Linked DNA regions of Mus musculus: region 1 is linked to region 2. Evidence: chromatin loops called from intact Hi-C (ENCODE). Cell type or tissue: heart. All regions are shown on one strand.

Region 1 (8,000 bases), 77 kb after region 2:
GCAGTCCAAGGAGTTCCACTAATCTCTTAGAGACGAAACCAGGATTCATGGCTTTAATACCAAGAAGAATTTTGGAACTAGCAGATATGATAAAAAAAAAAAAGAGTTGGAGATTTTACTAAAAATATTTTAATATAGGCACATCTCCATTACTTTCTATTGCTGTGATAAAATACCATGACCAAAGCAACGTACAGAAGAATGGGCTTATTTGGGACTTAGAGTTTTAGAGGATTAGAATCCATGACCATCAAGGTGATGAGCAAGTCTGCAGGCAGGCATAAACTGGAGCAATAGCTCAGAGCTTACAATTTGAGACCCAACCATCAGGGCAGAGAGGGCTAACTTGGAATGGCATGTGGTTTTGAAACTTCAAAGCCCACCCCCAGTGACACACCTCCTCCAACAAGGCCACACCTCTCACTCCTTCCCAAACAGTTCCACCAACTACCAGCTAAGTATTCAAACTTATGAACCTATGGGGATATTCTCATTCAAACTACCACATTCCATTCCTTGGTTCCCATAGGCCTGTAGCCATATCATAATGCAAAATACATTTAGCATAACTTCAAAGCGCCCCATAATGTTTCATAGTCTTAACACTCTTTAATTAAACATTCAAAGTCTCTTCTGAGACTCCAGGTAATCTCTTAGCTAGAAATCCCTACACAACCAAAATTAAAAAACAAATTACATACTTCCAACATACAATGGTACAGAATATACAATGCCATTCCAAAAGGGAAAAAGTGGAGTACAGTGTGAAAATACTAGACCAAAACAAGACCACAAACTCAGCAAGGAAAACTCTAAGTCCTATAACTCCATGTGTGATGATGTACGAGGGTTTAAATAGCTCCATCTTCCAGCTTTACTGATTGCAACATACCTCTCTTTCTTTTGGACTGAATCTATTCCCTGTCTTCAGCTACCAGTTGCTGTTGTGTTTTTTTTACAATTATAAACCTATATAAAAAAGATTACTAATAACCACAAGACAGGGTCAATATTAGGCTGTCTTGAAATCTCTTCTGCCAATGAAAGTAACCCAATAGTTTTCAATTTACCCTCAGGCAAATTCTTAAGACACAGGCAAAAGGCAGTTGTGTTAATCACCAAAATATTACAAAGTATCTCTAGCCCAGCTGCTAATATTGTTACCCTCTACAACATTTTGAACTGGACCTCCTTAGTCCATATTACTCTCAGCACTACCGTCTTCCAAGCCCCTACTAGAATGGCTTGTTAAACTCTACTCACAGAGCTCAAAAGTTTTTCTAGCCCAAAGTACTGAAAACTTCTACATCCATTTAAACCGTAGATTTATCAACATATACTTTCTTGGTGGCTCTCAGTTCATATCTCAAAAGTTTCCAAGAGATCTTTATTCTTCCTTTCCTTTCTTTTTTTTGTTTTGTTTGTTTGTTTGTTTGTTTTTTGAGACAAGGTTTCTCTGTGTAGCCCTGACTGTCCTGGAACTCACTCTGTAGACCAGGCTGGCCTCAAACTCAGAAATCCACCTGCCTCTGCCTCCCAAGTGCTGGGATTAAAGGCATGCACCACCACACCTGGCTCCCTTCTTTTTTAAATGGGAATACAGAGTAGGGCTGGAGACACCTTGTATGGAAATACAGATACTCTGAGAAGCTAACACTGGAGGCTACTAGGGTAGCACAAAAGGTTTACGTCCTTTCCTATACATGGGTTTTCTGTAAGAGTTCTAGTAAAAAATGTAGTTTGATGGCTTGGAGGATAGGAAGAACACTTGCTTCCTGTCATGAAAGGCTTTGACTGGATTCCAGGGCGAGGAGTTCTCTGTCTCATGCACCCAAGAGTTTTCCTTTTATGGGTCCTCAAGAAGACATATCTGACAAGTTATTTCTCCACCAGTAAAATGAGCCAAGTAGAGTATAAAGATTAAAGTATATAGACAGAGTTTTTGGGTTTTTTTAGGAGGGAGAAGTGGCTCTCAGGTGGGTGCTCTGGTCACAAAGACCAAGGCCAGGGAAGTCACCATGGGGAGGGAGACAGAGGGGAGGGAGAAGAGAAAGAGAAAAAACACACACACACAAAGAGAGGGAGGGAACAAGAAACGAGAGACCAAAATGTCTGGATTGTATAGAAAAAAATCCTTCGGAGGAGGGGAAGCCCAGCCCCTGTGCTGGAGCGTTCAGGGTAGAGGGTGAGGTATACCAGATAGGGATTGAGGGATGCTGGGAGAACCTGGAGGCAAGGTCCACTTTGGTATGTTAAATATGTATCTCAGCTGTTTGTCCCAGGTCTGAATCCCAACAATACCAGTGAGTCAGCTGAACATTTTTGAGTGCATATAGTTGTTCAGAAAGCAATAGAAAGGTTGACTACTGACTGAGAAATCATGATCCCTGATGGGCGGGGAAGTAAAACCACAGGCAAGCTACATGTCTACAACAATGGTAAAGGGCTGCTTAGTCACCCAGGTGACATGGCCAGTGGTATCCTTCCTGTTGTCTGGGGATTCAGAGGTTCAGGGGTGGTGAGGCAAGCTGACTGTGTTGGTTAGTTTTATGTCAAATTACACAAGCTAGAATCATTTAGGAAGAGAGAACTGTAATTGAACAAAATCTCTACTAGATTGGCCTGGGACAAACATGAGGAGTACTTTTTTTTTTTTTAAACTAATGATTTATGTGGTAGGGCCCAGACTACTGTGGGTTGTGCCAACCTTGAACGGGTGGTCATGAGTTACATAAGAAAAAGCTTGAGTAAGCCATGAAGAGCAATCCAGTAAGAAACATCCCTCAATGGGCTTTGCTTCCGTTCCTGTCTCCAGGTTCCTGCCTTGAGTTCCTGACCTGATTTCCCTCAGTGATAAGGGTGTGACCCAGGAGTTCTAAGATGAGAGAAACCTGTTCCTTCCCAAGTTGCTTTTGGTCATGGTGTTTTAACACGTCAACAGAAACTTAACTAAAGAGATGTTGTGGGAACTTAGAAGATGAGACTGACAGCAGTGCAGACAGAGGAGGCCTACCTTGTGATGTTTCAGAGGGAAGCAAAGATTGTTTCAGGGCCGCTTACACGATATTTGGAACTAAGAACCGTCAAGGCAAAACCTTTGTTTTTTTCGGGGACAATGGATTCTGTTCAGCTAGAGCTGTGATCTGTGATTAGCAAGAGGTAGCATCGAGGCAAGATTTTTCTGGGAACTATTTCCTCAGGATCAGCACACAGAAGCTATGGTCCAGAGAGGGCCAGGGCTATATATACCCCATGCTAGCAGCCAAACTTGATCATGTGTCACAGCCTCCCAGGCAGTCCTGGGTTTGGAGGCATGAAGAGGTCATGGGGAGCAGCTGAGCCTTGGGGCCAGGAGAAACCAGGAGCCACCATCGCCATCGGAGGAAGTGCAGCCCAGTCAGAAGTTTCAGGACTGAAGGGGTCATGGTGAGAGGTTAAGCTTGCTACAATATGACAGTCAGCGTCCCTGAAGAAAGCCCAGGAGAGGCTCTGGGAAGGTACAGCCCAGTTGCAGCCGAGGCCCCAGCATTTTAGAGATGCCAGCACCATGGGATGACAGCCAAGCACAGCAGTGGCTGCGGAACGGAGCCAGCCCGATCCTGAGACAGCCTGTGTTGTGCTGGGTATGGCAGAGCAGGAGAAAGGGGGCTGTCTCAGGCCTTTGGAACCCTGAGGGGTGTGGGCGGGTCCCAGAGTCGGACACTGCGCTTTACACTGGTGGGCTTCGGTTTTGATCTGACTAAATTATAATTGCTCCCTGGTTCTTCCCTCCTGGGGTAGAAAGGGTGTGACTTATTTCGATTTTTACAAGAACCCAAAGTTGAGAGACTTTGAATTTTTAAAGAAACTCAAGAGTTTCAGAGAGATTTTAGGATTTTAGAAAGATTTAGGATTTTTTGTTGTTGTTGTTTTGTTTTGTTTTTTATTTTGTTTGGGGGGGTTGGTTTGGTTTTGGGTTTGTTTTTTGTTTGTTTGTTTGTTTGTTTGTTTGTTTGTTTGTTTGTTTTTGTAGCCCTGGCTGTCCTGTAGACTGACATGCCTCTGCCTTCCTAGTGTTGGGATTAAAGACGTAAACCACCACCACTGGTTGACTTTGGATATTTTTAAAAGGCTGAATTTTTTATTATTTTTTAAAGATTTATTCATTATTATATCTAAATACACTGTAGCTGTCTTCAGACACACCAGAAGAGGGCATCAGATCTCATTACGAATGGTTGTGAGTCACCATGTGGTTGCTGGGATTTGAACTCAGGACCTTCGGAAGAGCAGTCAGTGCTCTTTAACCATTGAGCCATCTCTCCAGCCCAAAAGGCTGAATTTTTAAAATATTTGAATTTTTAAAGACTGTAGGACTTTTTGAAGTTAGAATATTTTATATTGTGCTAGTGATATTAATATAAGATCTTTGGGACAAACAAAAACGGGAAGTTTATGGTTTAATAGTGATGTGTTTATATGTCAAGTTCACATAAGCTAGAATCATTTGGGAAGAGGGAACTACAATTGAGAATATCCCCCACCAGACTGACCCCCAGAAGAGCCTGTATGGTATTTTCTTGATAATGACTGCTGTGGTGGGGCCAGACCACTCTGGGTGGTGCCAGTAGCAGGCAGGTAGTTCTAAATTGCATAAGAAAGCAGTCTGAGCAAGCCACAGGGAGCAAGCCAGTAAGCAGCTCCCCTCCATGGCATCAGCTTCAGAGCCTGCGTCCAGGTTCCTGCTTAGAGTTCCTGCTCTGACTTATGTCAGTAATGAAAAGTGACCTAAACGCTGTAAGATGAAAACAATAAAAACAAGAAAAGTTTCCTCCCCAAGTTGCTTTTGGTCATGATTCGTATCATAGCTATAGCAAACTTAACTAAGACACCCATCTAGATATCAACTGCAGAAGTTGATGGGGAGCTGTGAGCTATATACCCCACTAAGGGATTTAGGTAGGTAGGTAGGTAGATAGATAGATAGCTAGATAGGTAGATAGATAGATAGATAGATAGATAGATAGATAGATAGATAGATAGATAGATAGATAGATAGATGATATTATAGTACATAGGCATATATAAGTATATATAGGCATATATAGTCATATACATAGGCATATATAATCAGCAAAGTCTACCTAGGATTGTTTTCTTCCCAGATCTCCTAGGAAAACTAGTTTCCAGAAAAATGAGCTGTGTACCACCTGTGGCTTGACACGCCTAGGCAGAGGTGGGAGGTGGGCGGGTGTCCCCACTGAAGATACACAGCTTCAGTCAAAAACCCAGGACTCAAGGGCCTGACAGATCTGGGGCTCAGTTTCTACTTGACTGTGACCCACTAGACCAGGTCATTCACCATGATCCTGACCTTACCATCTGTCCCTGTGGGCTCAAGGCCTTGGCTGGAACTTTAGGTAATACAGGGGGCTAACAAGTAGGGAGAAGTATACAGAGGATGCAGCCCTGGGGTAGACACACCCAGGGCCAGGGAGCATGGTGGAGGTAGGGAGTAGTAGGGTCCCTGAGGATTGTTGCAAGGCTTCAACCAGAAAGAAAACCGGCCCTCATAGCAATGGGACTATGACCCACAACTGAATTTGCATGTCTCTCTGCTTAGGAGAATTGAAGCAAGTATTCAGAGAAAATTCGGGCCCCAGCTTTGGCAACAGTGCCATGCACAGCAGCCAAAAGACAAAAGCAAGCTCCTCCTATCCAAGATGAGGCACGAGGAGAATATCATGTCTGTCTGCAGGACAGAGTCATTCAGCCTTGGAAAGGAGTGAGCAGTGTGCTCACCACAAAAAATAAATAAATAAATAAATAAATAAATAAATAAATAAAAAAAAATAAAAATAAAAATAAATCGACAAGTGTGTGTGGTCACGCAGTGTCACTCAGCTGGAAGCAGTGGTTGCACAATGCATACATATTTCAAAACAGCACACTGAAGCCAGGTGTGGTGGCACACACCCACAATCCCAACACTCAGGAGGTAGAGGCAGGAGGGAAGTGAGTCTTAGGCCAATTTCTGCTATACAAGTCTGAGGCTAGCCTGGGCTACGTGAGACCCTGTCTCAAAACAGAGACCAATGACAACAAAGTTAATCAATTAATTAAAAAGTAATAAGGGCTCAAAACCAGATTAGGCAGAACACCAAGTGACAAGTGAGAGGCCCATCTCCAGTCCTGTCAAGATAAAGGAGGGGAAGGACAAGGAAGGGGACGATGACCCACCGGGATCATGACAGCGACAGCAGTCTAATAGTGAAGCAATCCAACCCCCCTCCACACCCACTCTCTTTCACACGCTCATTCACTCTCACATACACCCTCACATGGAGAACCAACCTCCAGGGTGGGGGTGGGGGGCCGCGTGCCATGCGCTGGGGGCGGTTTCAGCCTTGCCAGCCACACTTTATAAATTTTGCATCATCTTGGCTATGAATAGCTCCTTCTGCAGCAAGGCAGACAGATCAAAGGGAGAAGAAGGGCCCGAGGAATGCTGGGGGAGGGTCAGGATGTACACTGAATCCCTAAAGAAGCTTTAGAGCCTGAGGGAAGGTGGGTGGTGTGGTAGGGTTGAAGGAGGGGGGGGATGATATCCCTTCCCACCCCACAAGGTGCACTTCCAAGACCAAGGTGAGGTTCCACAGGAGTTCCCAGTAGGAACCTGGAAAACCTGTATGCTTCCAAGATCATGGAATAGGGAGCCTGGAGTGGCACCTGAGTTGGCCTGAGGCCCGGATATCTGGTCAAGTAGAGGCTATTTTCAGATGAGCACCATGAGTCCCTCGGCCAGTCAAAGGGAATGCATGATGGGGCTCGGGTGAACTGACAGGGAGGCGTAACAGGAAGTGAGGTCCAGTGAGGTACAGGTCAGAGGTTAGGGAGGTCCCCAAAAGGCTGATGCGCTCATGACCACTTTCATAGCATCTGTGGCTAGGAGACCTGGGTTCAAATCCTAGCTCTGTCCTTTCTTAGCTGTTTGGCTTTTGGCCAAATCCATGACCTCTCTGTACCTCAGTTTCCCCAATATTGGCTTAGGAGTAAGTAATAAAAACCCTGGAGCTGGGTGGTCGCCCAGTGCAGTTCCTGGCCCCCAGCTGATGTCTACCGGAGGCATCGCCTCCCCCCAGGCCACTTTGCCACCCCACCTGACACAAGAAAAAGCTGGTCCTGCTCCAGGCCACATGAGCACACATTATCCCATGCCACCAGTGTTGTGGCTTGCCCATAAGAGCCAAGGAAGCCACTGGCAAACAGCCCTTCCCACCCAAGGGGAACCCAGTTTTTGAAGCTTACAGACTACCTCTGCCTGGCCACCCATCTATTTATACCACCATCTCATGTCCCCAGCTCAGGGTCTCTGGCCACTCCCAACCATCTGTCTCACTGGACTGTCATAAGCATAAATGTTCCCAGCCACCTGGGTTGGTGACACCTTTACTTTGTCTAAGCGCCTGCCCACACTAGGAGCTGCTCTACTACATCTGCTCTCTGAACAGCTCCTCTGAGGGAAAGGCCATTACCATCCCCAGGGCTCCTGTGGGCTGACGGAAGGGAGGCAAGGCACAGGCCTCAACCACGCAACGGGTGATGTCAGCCATGGCTCTTACGTGCAAGTGCTGGGAGAGAGGGTAAGTCCCTCCTGTTCCCTGGACCTTAGTTTCCTAAGCAATATCAGACCTAGGGTGCAGAGATCCCATAGCAAGACCTATAGAGTCCAACCCCAGCCTTTTGCTTGCTGGCTGGAGAGATGAGTACCCAGCCCAGCATGCACTTGTCTTCCTGCCTCCCAGACCTGGAGCCTGAGAGCTGAGCTTAACACTCAGTAAGGGCTTGGGAGGTAAGACAGAGCAGGGTTTCTACAGCTAGGGACAGATGAGAAACCCAGCCCCTCCAAGGGACCAGTGAGCACCCACCTGACATTCTTTTTTGGCTTCCTGGGGCTCTACCTAGGAAACTTCCTCCAAAATAAGACATGCCCTCCTTGAGGAGAAAAGGGAAAATAGATG
Region 2 (8,000 bases):
CACCTAACCTAGGGTGGAGCCTGGGAGTCACTGGGAGGTACCTCCGGATGGAGCAGGACATCCCATGCCAGTCTCCAAGACTCTGGGCACCTCAGGTTTCGCTAATATCCGGGAGGAACTGGGACAAGGCTTGGGCCCATATTTCTAAATGTCAGCAAGATGCTGACTGTGAAGATGTGGGCCCTAGAAGAGGAACACCAGGTGAACCATCTCCCTTAGGCTCCTCCAGAGTGAGGAAAGGGTCAAAATCTATCTACCCTATCTGCTGCTACCTGACAGGTGCTCGTCTGAAAGTCTCCCATGCTCACTGATTTAATCCCCGTAATGACCATGACGGTTAACCCCCTTTTCCAGGGAGGAAACTGAAGCTCAGGGGATTGAGTCACTTGTCAAGGGCCACACAGGGCTAGGGAGTGGAGTTTCTGTTCTGGAGAGCCTAGATGAAAACAACATCAATTACCTCAGGCCCTGAGGGCAGACTCGGTGACACCAAATTCCCATACCAGTTCTCCAGACCCCACAATCCCATTTGGTAATAAAACATACAATACAAACTGCCCCCAAGTTGGCAGACAACAGCAGAATTTTAAGGGACAGGGTATGTCTAATCAAGCTCCCACATCAAAAGACTCCTTGGAGGTCGCATGTAGAGAGAAGGCAAACATGGGATTGGCTGGGGCCTTTTCCTTCCATGGGTGCCTGTGGCCATTTTCAATAATCAACCACAGAGCTTTTGCCCACTGTACCCGGAGCAGCTAATGTAGTCCCTACCTATCTGTCTTAGCACGAGAGGCTCCCTGCTGCCTTCATCACAAGGGAAATGAGAAACCAGGCAGGCAGGAGGAGACACAATGTTCTCGCTTGTACCAGGTCCTGCCCAGAAGGTAAACCTGTGGTAGCAGGCAACAGAAAGGGTCACTTACAGAGATGGCCTGGCCCGAGCTAGGGCCACAAAGACCAGTAAGGAGGTTCATCTGGTTGGTAAGAGCTCAGTATGGGTGTTCAGGGAATGAGAAGTAATCGGGTCAGCTGACATTTCCTTCTTTAGATCTGAGAAGGTGATTCCCTGGCCCTTTTTCCAAGCCAGATTTCCTGGTCAAATCTTCAGACAACCTTTTCCCCGATCCCCTGTAAACATTCAAGATCAGTGCACACACTGGACTTCTGTTTCAAGGCCTGTGCTAGGCTTGAGGGAGATAGGCAAGGGGGTGGGTGGGTGAGTGCTGCTCTCCCTTCCCCTAGCCCTCACCACTCCGAGAGTCCTTGCCCTGATTCTAGCAGCCACATCAATGTCTCTTTGCCTAAAACGCTCTCTGGTCGTTAGACCACACTCTGCCCAGGCACGGGGCAGGCTGGGACCCAAAACCACTGAGGGTAAGTGGGTAAATGGCTCCACTCCCCACTCCAGGCATGGGAAGCACATGTTCCATGTGTCACCTTGGCTGGACCCTCAGCTGGGAATCCCCAACCAGTTAGTTCCCAGCTTGTTCTAGCTCCAGTCACCTGCCTGCCCTGAGCAGCAACCCTATCAATAGCATATCCTCCCATCCCCCCTCTATCTGTTCCTTCTCTGCCTCGCCCTCCATGCTCACTCCCCTCTGGGATTTCCTCAGCTTGACTCCCATGAAGCTTTCTGTGCTGGTAACTTGTCTCTTGCCCTCTCCTCTAGTGTCTCTCTTCCGCAAAGCCTCTGTGAGCCCCAATTTCCATTCCCTCCGGGATGCTCGCACCAGCAAAGAAGAAAATACAGAACCTCTTCCCCAAGGTGTGCCTCAGCCTCTCTCCTCTCCCACCCATTCTATGAAGACCTGGATTCTCTTGTCCCAGTTTCTACCCATTAGGGCCAGAAGCTGCCTGTACATTCCTAGAGTTGCTCTCAACCTAACGCCACCTCCCATCAGCCTCCGAGGCCAGAGAGGCTAGTGTGGGCCCTGACACAGAGAACCTGAGAAATGTTCTTGCTCAAGATGCAAAGGCAAAGGCGAAAGCAAAAGCTCAGACTGGAAGGATGAGGAGGGATAGAGCCATGAATGAGGAGACAGATATATGCACAAGTGGGTGGTCAAGCAGATGGAGGGATAAACTGGGCTGACAAATGTGTGGGCGTCTGGAGAGGAGTGACCAGATACTGGGTGGTTTGGTGGGTGGCTGGATGGCTGAGCAGATGAATGGATAAAGGAAGTGAGTAATGAATGAAAGGGCTGGGCAGCTAACAAATTAGAGCGGATGATGAGATCGATGGGTGTTCTGGTGGTCAGATGAATGGACGGATGGGTGTGTGGGTGGGGTGAGGTGGGGAGGGTCTGCGGGGTGAGGGGTAGAAATCAGGTGAGCGTGGGAGGTGGGGGTGAGAGGATGCATGTCAGACAGACAGGGTATCTGGGGCTACTGGATGGATACCAACAGCTGGCTAAGTAGGGACACCATCGAGGAGTGAGAGGAGGCACCATCAAGCATCCATCCATGGATGGTGAGCTGTCCAAGTACGCATCAGGACCTCGACCACACCTGGAGCTGTCTCTAGGGCCGAGCTGCAGCTGCTGTCTTCATGAATAACCAAGCAGCTGCAGCTAGCGCTTGATCCCATCTGGGAGGGATGGGGCCTCCAGTTGCTCCTAGACCTACAGTAAGCTGAGCAGAGTTACTGTAGATGCTGATACTCTCCTCAGATGGCCCAGAAGTCATAACTCTCACCCTAGATGCCTTCACAGCACGGCAGCTCAAACCAGGACACCAGGACACCACCACTGGAACAGGGCAGAACAAGAAAACCTCCCCTGATGATGGAGAGAGCCATGGCGCACACCAGGCCCGGGTAGGCACCTCATACACATCATCTTTCAGAATCCTCAAGGTGGAGCACAAGGCTGGGGAATGGCTACCCTTCCCTTTTCAGAGAAACGGCAATGTCTCCAGGGTCATGAAGAGGCTTGGGGTGCTAGGCTTGCGTTCAAGCCACTCCTGCCAGGCTTCCCCAATGCCACCCCCAGGCAGCTGTGGAGAGTGTGATGGATGGTATTTCCGTGGTCGGTGTGTGGGCGAGTGAATGAATGAGTACAGGGGGCGGGGTTGGATGAGTGGCACAGATGAACAGATAGGAAAGTGAATCGGAGCACAGGGACCATTTCAAAGGGGGCAGACAGGAGCTTGCCTAGGTGCACACCCACCCTACAGTGTCCAGAATCCGTTTTCCATCTGTCAAAGGGACCCCTGTCTGCCAACCTATCTGCCAAGTGGGCCTGGGGAGAAGATGATGCAAAGGGCTCTGAGAGCCTCTGAGGCCAGGACCTTGAGATGTTGTCACCTTCTCCACCTCCCAGGCAGAGTTCACGGGGGACGCCCAAGTCTGCTTTGTCACACTGGCTTTTCTGGCTGGGATTGAAGAAATGATTGGTGAGTCACCCCCACATTCTAAGCCTCTGGGGCAAGCGACAATGGTAGTTTTGGAGACACAGAGTTATAGTCTAATCGGGGGATCTTTCACTTACAAGCCATGTGGCCCTGGGGGTCACTTCCCCTGTCTATAAGCTTCTCCACCTTCAATGATGCCTTACACCCAGTGTCTGCCTCTTGGCCCTTCTAGCCTAAGAAACCAAGACTCAGGAGGCTGGAACAAATGTCACACAACTGGGAATGTCCATGGCAGAGACATCCTACCTGTGAACTGTGAGTGAGTCCAAACTGTGCTTGGATCTATGAGCTCTGCTCATTACAGCCCAGCCTTGAAGGACAGTTCCTCCCCCTGGACATAACAGGAAATTAAGACTATGGGGTTTGGCCGTATCCCAGTTACCCACATCAGAACTCTATATGGAGGAGATGACTGCCACAGGACAATAGAAGCTAAAGAAGGTTCTGGAGAAGAGTCAGGGCTGAGAACTGTGGATAGTTTGTTCTCCCCACTTCCTGTTGGTCACCTGGCTGGTCCCAGGTTCTCTCAAGCTGACTCCCTACTAGGGCTTGCCCCAGACTCACAATTCCAGTTCTCCTGATTGTTCCTCTCTATATAAGGAAACCGAGGCTTGTTACAAAGAAGTGTATTGCCGAGGTCACCAAACCAGGGGGTGGTGGCCTCAGATTTATGGAAACATTGTCCAGGGCCCCTACCTCACCCTACCCTGCAGCAGCTAAAGCAACCTACCAATAAACTGGCCCCTCAGTTCACCAGGAATGCATCCCCAGGAGCAGTCACCATCCCAGATTAGAAAGCTGGGAGTACAGAGCAAGGTTCTCTAGATTTGAGGGTTGGGCCCCAAACAGTTGCCAGCCAGTGAGGGCAAGGCTCAGCTGGCCCAGGCCTCTTGTCATGCTAAGCCAGTCTCCAGCCAATATTCCCATGGAACTAAGCATGCCACCAGGAAGTGAGAGTCAGGCACAAGGCGGGGAACAGGGCCTGGCCCAGCTAGGAGTAAACGGGAGCATGATAGGCAAACTGTGATCTGGAGGGGCCCTTCCCTGACTTCAGACTCCACACACCTCAGCAAGTATCATGTGATAAACAGAATCCTAGCTCCCACTCTTGGCACGCAGTGGCCGCATGGCATGTAAGGGTCCTCGCCAGTGTTGAAGAGAGTTGGCTCAGATGTGACACCCCAGATGTGTCCCCACCTGGACAGCTGAGAACAGAAAGGAGGTCCCAGGTACTTGTCTGGATATCCCTTAAAAGACACCCAGCATCTCCCCAGGGTAGACTCAGCCCTCTTGCTCCCCACTGCCAAGGTATCTGAGCCCCAGAGAGTACCCCGCAAGCTCTGACTAGATAAGCCTAGAGATGAGTGGGACACTAACCCCAACGACTGGCTGTGCTGGGTGGCCTGGAGGAGTGAACAGTACTCTGTGAGCCTGAGGTTGAAGCCAGGGCTCTGTTGTGGCCCCACCAGGGTAGACAACGGGCACCAGATGCCAGGGAATGTTTCTAGGATATTTTTATCTTGAGAACATCCTTTGGGGATGGAGGGGGGACAGAGTGTCCTTGGCTCCAGGCCCCTGGGAGCATCAAAGGACAGGGACTTCTGAGTACCCTCTGCCAGGATAGTAACAATTACAAGGCCTCATCCTAGGGTAAGGGACACCTGGCCAGTATTTGGATGTTGTGGGCCTCTGGTTTCTATTCCAGCTTGCCGTGTCTCCCAAGGAGGCAGGTCTCTGCCCCTGCTGCTGTTCCACCTTTTCTGGGCCTGATCAATGCCAGCTCAGAACTGGTCACTTAAGGAAGACAGGGTGGACCTCAGATTTCATTGGATGGCTTACCAACAAGGAAGAAGGCCAGGCAGCTAGATAAGAGCCAACCAGAGTCCTGGGAGCCTGGAGGGGTGGGGGTGAGGGTAATCTGGGCTATGGTGGAGAACTCAGAGCATCCCAGAAGTGCATGGGCACACGGACCATCCAGACTGAGATGGCAAAATAGCAGCAAGGGTGGGGGTGCAAGGGATGCCTGTGACCCTCAGAGTCCCCATGATCTGGAAGCAGAATCCAGCTCTGCTGCCCACTGTGGGCCTTGGCAAGCTCTTCCACCTCTGAACTTCCATGAGCCTGCCAGCAAAGCCAGGGGCTTTCTGACCCAGCATCTCAGCACACTACAGAACCTGGGGCTGAGAAAGTCTGAAGGAGCACACTGTTGCCATCCTAATTGCAGGGACGGTGAATATGCATGGAGAGTTCCAAAGAAAATGGGCTCCGCTCCAAGGTTACACTAATAGATGAAAGAGACGGAGGCCAGAGAAGCCTGCATGCCACACTGACAAGCTTGGGCTCCATCCCAAGAGATATGCAGATCTCCAGAGCCACGATAGAACCTGAACGTTTTAACAGTTTCAGCCAAGTCGACTGAATGTCTGCCCCTTCCTGTGTAGCCTTGGGCAAGGCACATCACTTCTCTGAACTCAGTTTTCATACCTCCGGAACAAGACTAATAATAGCACCAGTCTCATGGGGCTGGGACCGGCTCTCAGTGAGTCAGCCCATGGGGATTGCCTACAGGAAAATCTGCCCAGTCTCTCTGCCCATCACAGACCAGAAAGCTCACGGGCCCCTGTAGGGCACAGGCCAACCCCTACCACAGGAAGGAGGATCAGATGGCCGGATGGGTATGAACCCCAAGCGAGGGGCCCAAGGGACAAAGGCCTGCCAAAGTCTAACTTACTTGGTGTCTCTTTTCAACTAATCTAAGTCTCCGACATTTCCTGAGCACCTAGTATGGGAACAGAGGAGCAAGGACTTTAGAGAGAGAGGAAGCCTGAAGAATTTGCCAACATAAAAATGTTTATTGACTGGGCAGCAATGGCGCATGACTTTAACCCCAGCCACTGGAGGAGCAGCGGAGGAGGGCAGAGGCAGGCAAATATCTGAGTTCAAGGCCAGCCTAGTCTACAGAATGAGTTCCAGGACAGCCAGGGCTACACAGAGAAACCCTGTCTCCAAACACCCCCCACCACCACCACCAAAAAAAAAAAAAAAAAAAATGTTCAACAGAGCTGGAGAAATGGTTCAGCAGTTAAGAGGATTTCAAGTTCAAGTTCAATTTTCAGCACCTATGTTGGGTGGCTCACAATCTCCAGCTCCAGGGGATTCATAACATACATACACACATACATACATACCCACATACCCACACACACATACATAACATACAAACACACATACACACACATACACAACATACAAACACACACACATACACACATACATACATACCCACATACCCACATACACACACACACATACATAACATACAAACACACACACATACATACACATACACACAAACAAACACACATACACATACATAACATACAAACACACATACACACACACACATACACAACATACACACACATACAAACAAACACACACACTAAAAATAATTATAAATAAATCTTCATAAACTTTTGTGGTGCCGCTTACCAAACCTATCGTACTAAGAAAAAAAGCAAATGATAACTATCCATTAACTGCTGGGTGGATAAGGAAGATGCGTATAAACACAGTGGAATATTACTCAGCTGTAAAGAAAGATGAGGGACTTACAGGAAGTTCCATGTGTGGCATTCTCTTCACGAGATGGTACAGGCCCAGGAAGGGACCAGATCTGACTGAGGACAAGGTCATAGATACACAGGGAATTCCGTGGCTCAGTGAAAGCTGCAGACCCAAGCAGGAGGCCTGAGCTAACACAGGACAAGACCTGACCCTCAGAGGGGGGCTGGTGACAGAATCTCTGACCCTAAACACCAGACTTGCAGAAGGAAATGGCACCTGAACCCTACTGTGACTTTAGCCATCTCCTGAACATTGCAAATGCCAGCACAGAAAGAAAAGGGGAGACTTGCATTCATACAAAATACAGGAGAGAAAAAGAACTCAACCAACAAACTAACAGATGAGCCAGCCCCAGGACAGAACTCACAGAACGTAAGAAAACAGAGACAAGACACCTCTCTCAGAGATCACTAAGCCCACAGTGAGGACTCCGAATAAGAAAAACCTGGAAGAACTTCCAGTCAAAGAATTTTTAAAAATAATTATAATTATAATGCAACAACCCAACGAGTGTATTCCAGGAGAACAAATGCAAAGGGCTGGATGAAAGAAGGAAGTCAATCCAAGATATAAAAATCAAATTCAATAGAGAGATAGAATCACTGAAGAAAAAAAAAACGAAATTATGTCAGAAATGAAAACTCAATAAGCCAAATTAAAAGCTGAGGAGCGAGCCTCAGCAGCAGAGTGGATCACAGGAAACGGAACACCAAGGCTGCAAGAGAAGAGGGAGGACTGAACCATTTGTAAAGATCTCTGATAAAAAAAGAAAAACACAGACAGAATACGAGAGGCCTCTGGGACGCCCTGAGAAGATCAAATCTTCCAGTGATGGGCATAGTGGAAGACATCAGCACTAAAGGTATAGAAAATATTGTCAATAAAGCCAAAGAAGAAAATTTCCCAAGTAGAGGTGCCAGCCAGGTTCCAAGAAGCCTTCTGGACAACAAAGGGTTGGGATG

The links. Peaks named below come from ENCODE experiments on the same cell type or tissue, not always from the same donor. Only the 100,000 strongest peaks of a DNase experiment are listed, where the experiment ranks them.
Region 1: a loop joins it to region 2, with 2.0 times the contacts of the local background. A loop is called at or near these places in 2 of 42 quality-filtered maps.

The regions. Positions count from the first base shown.
Region 1 is chr11:60,980,655-60,988,654 of GRCm38, reverse strand. All of the region lies in intron 1 of Gm35681 (a long non-coding RNA gene), which reads right to left. Among named protein-coding and RNA genes, the nearest start is that of Gm35681, 5.6 kb to the right of the region's middle. In heart, no CTCF peak of the experiment used is centred here; DNase peaks (open chromatin) are centred at 3,304, 3,574 and 6,754; H3K27ac peaks cover 900 bases.
Region 2 is chr11:61,057,768-61,065,767 of GRCm38, reverse strand. The region is part of intron 1 of Kcnj12 (potassium inwardly-rectifying channel, subfamily J, member 12); the gene reads right to left. Among named protein-coding and RNA genes, the nearest start is that of Kcnj12, 39 kb to the right of the region's middle. In heart, no CTCF peak of the experiment used is centred here; DNase peaks (open chromatin) are centred at 4,887 and 5,947; H3K27ac peaks cover 260 bases; H3K27me3 peaks cover 272 bases.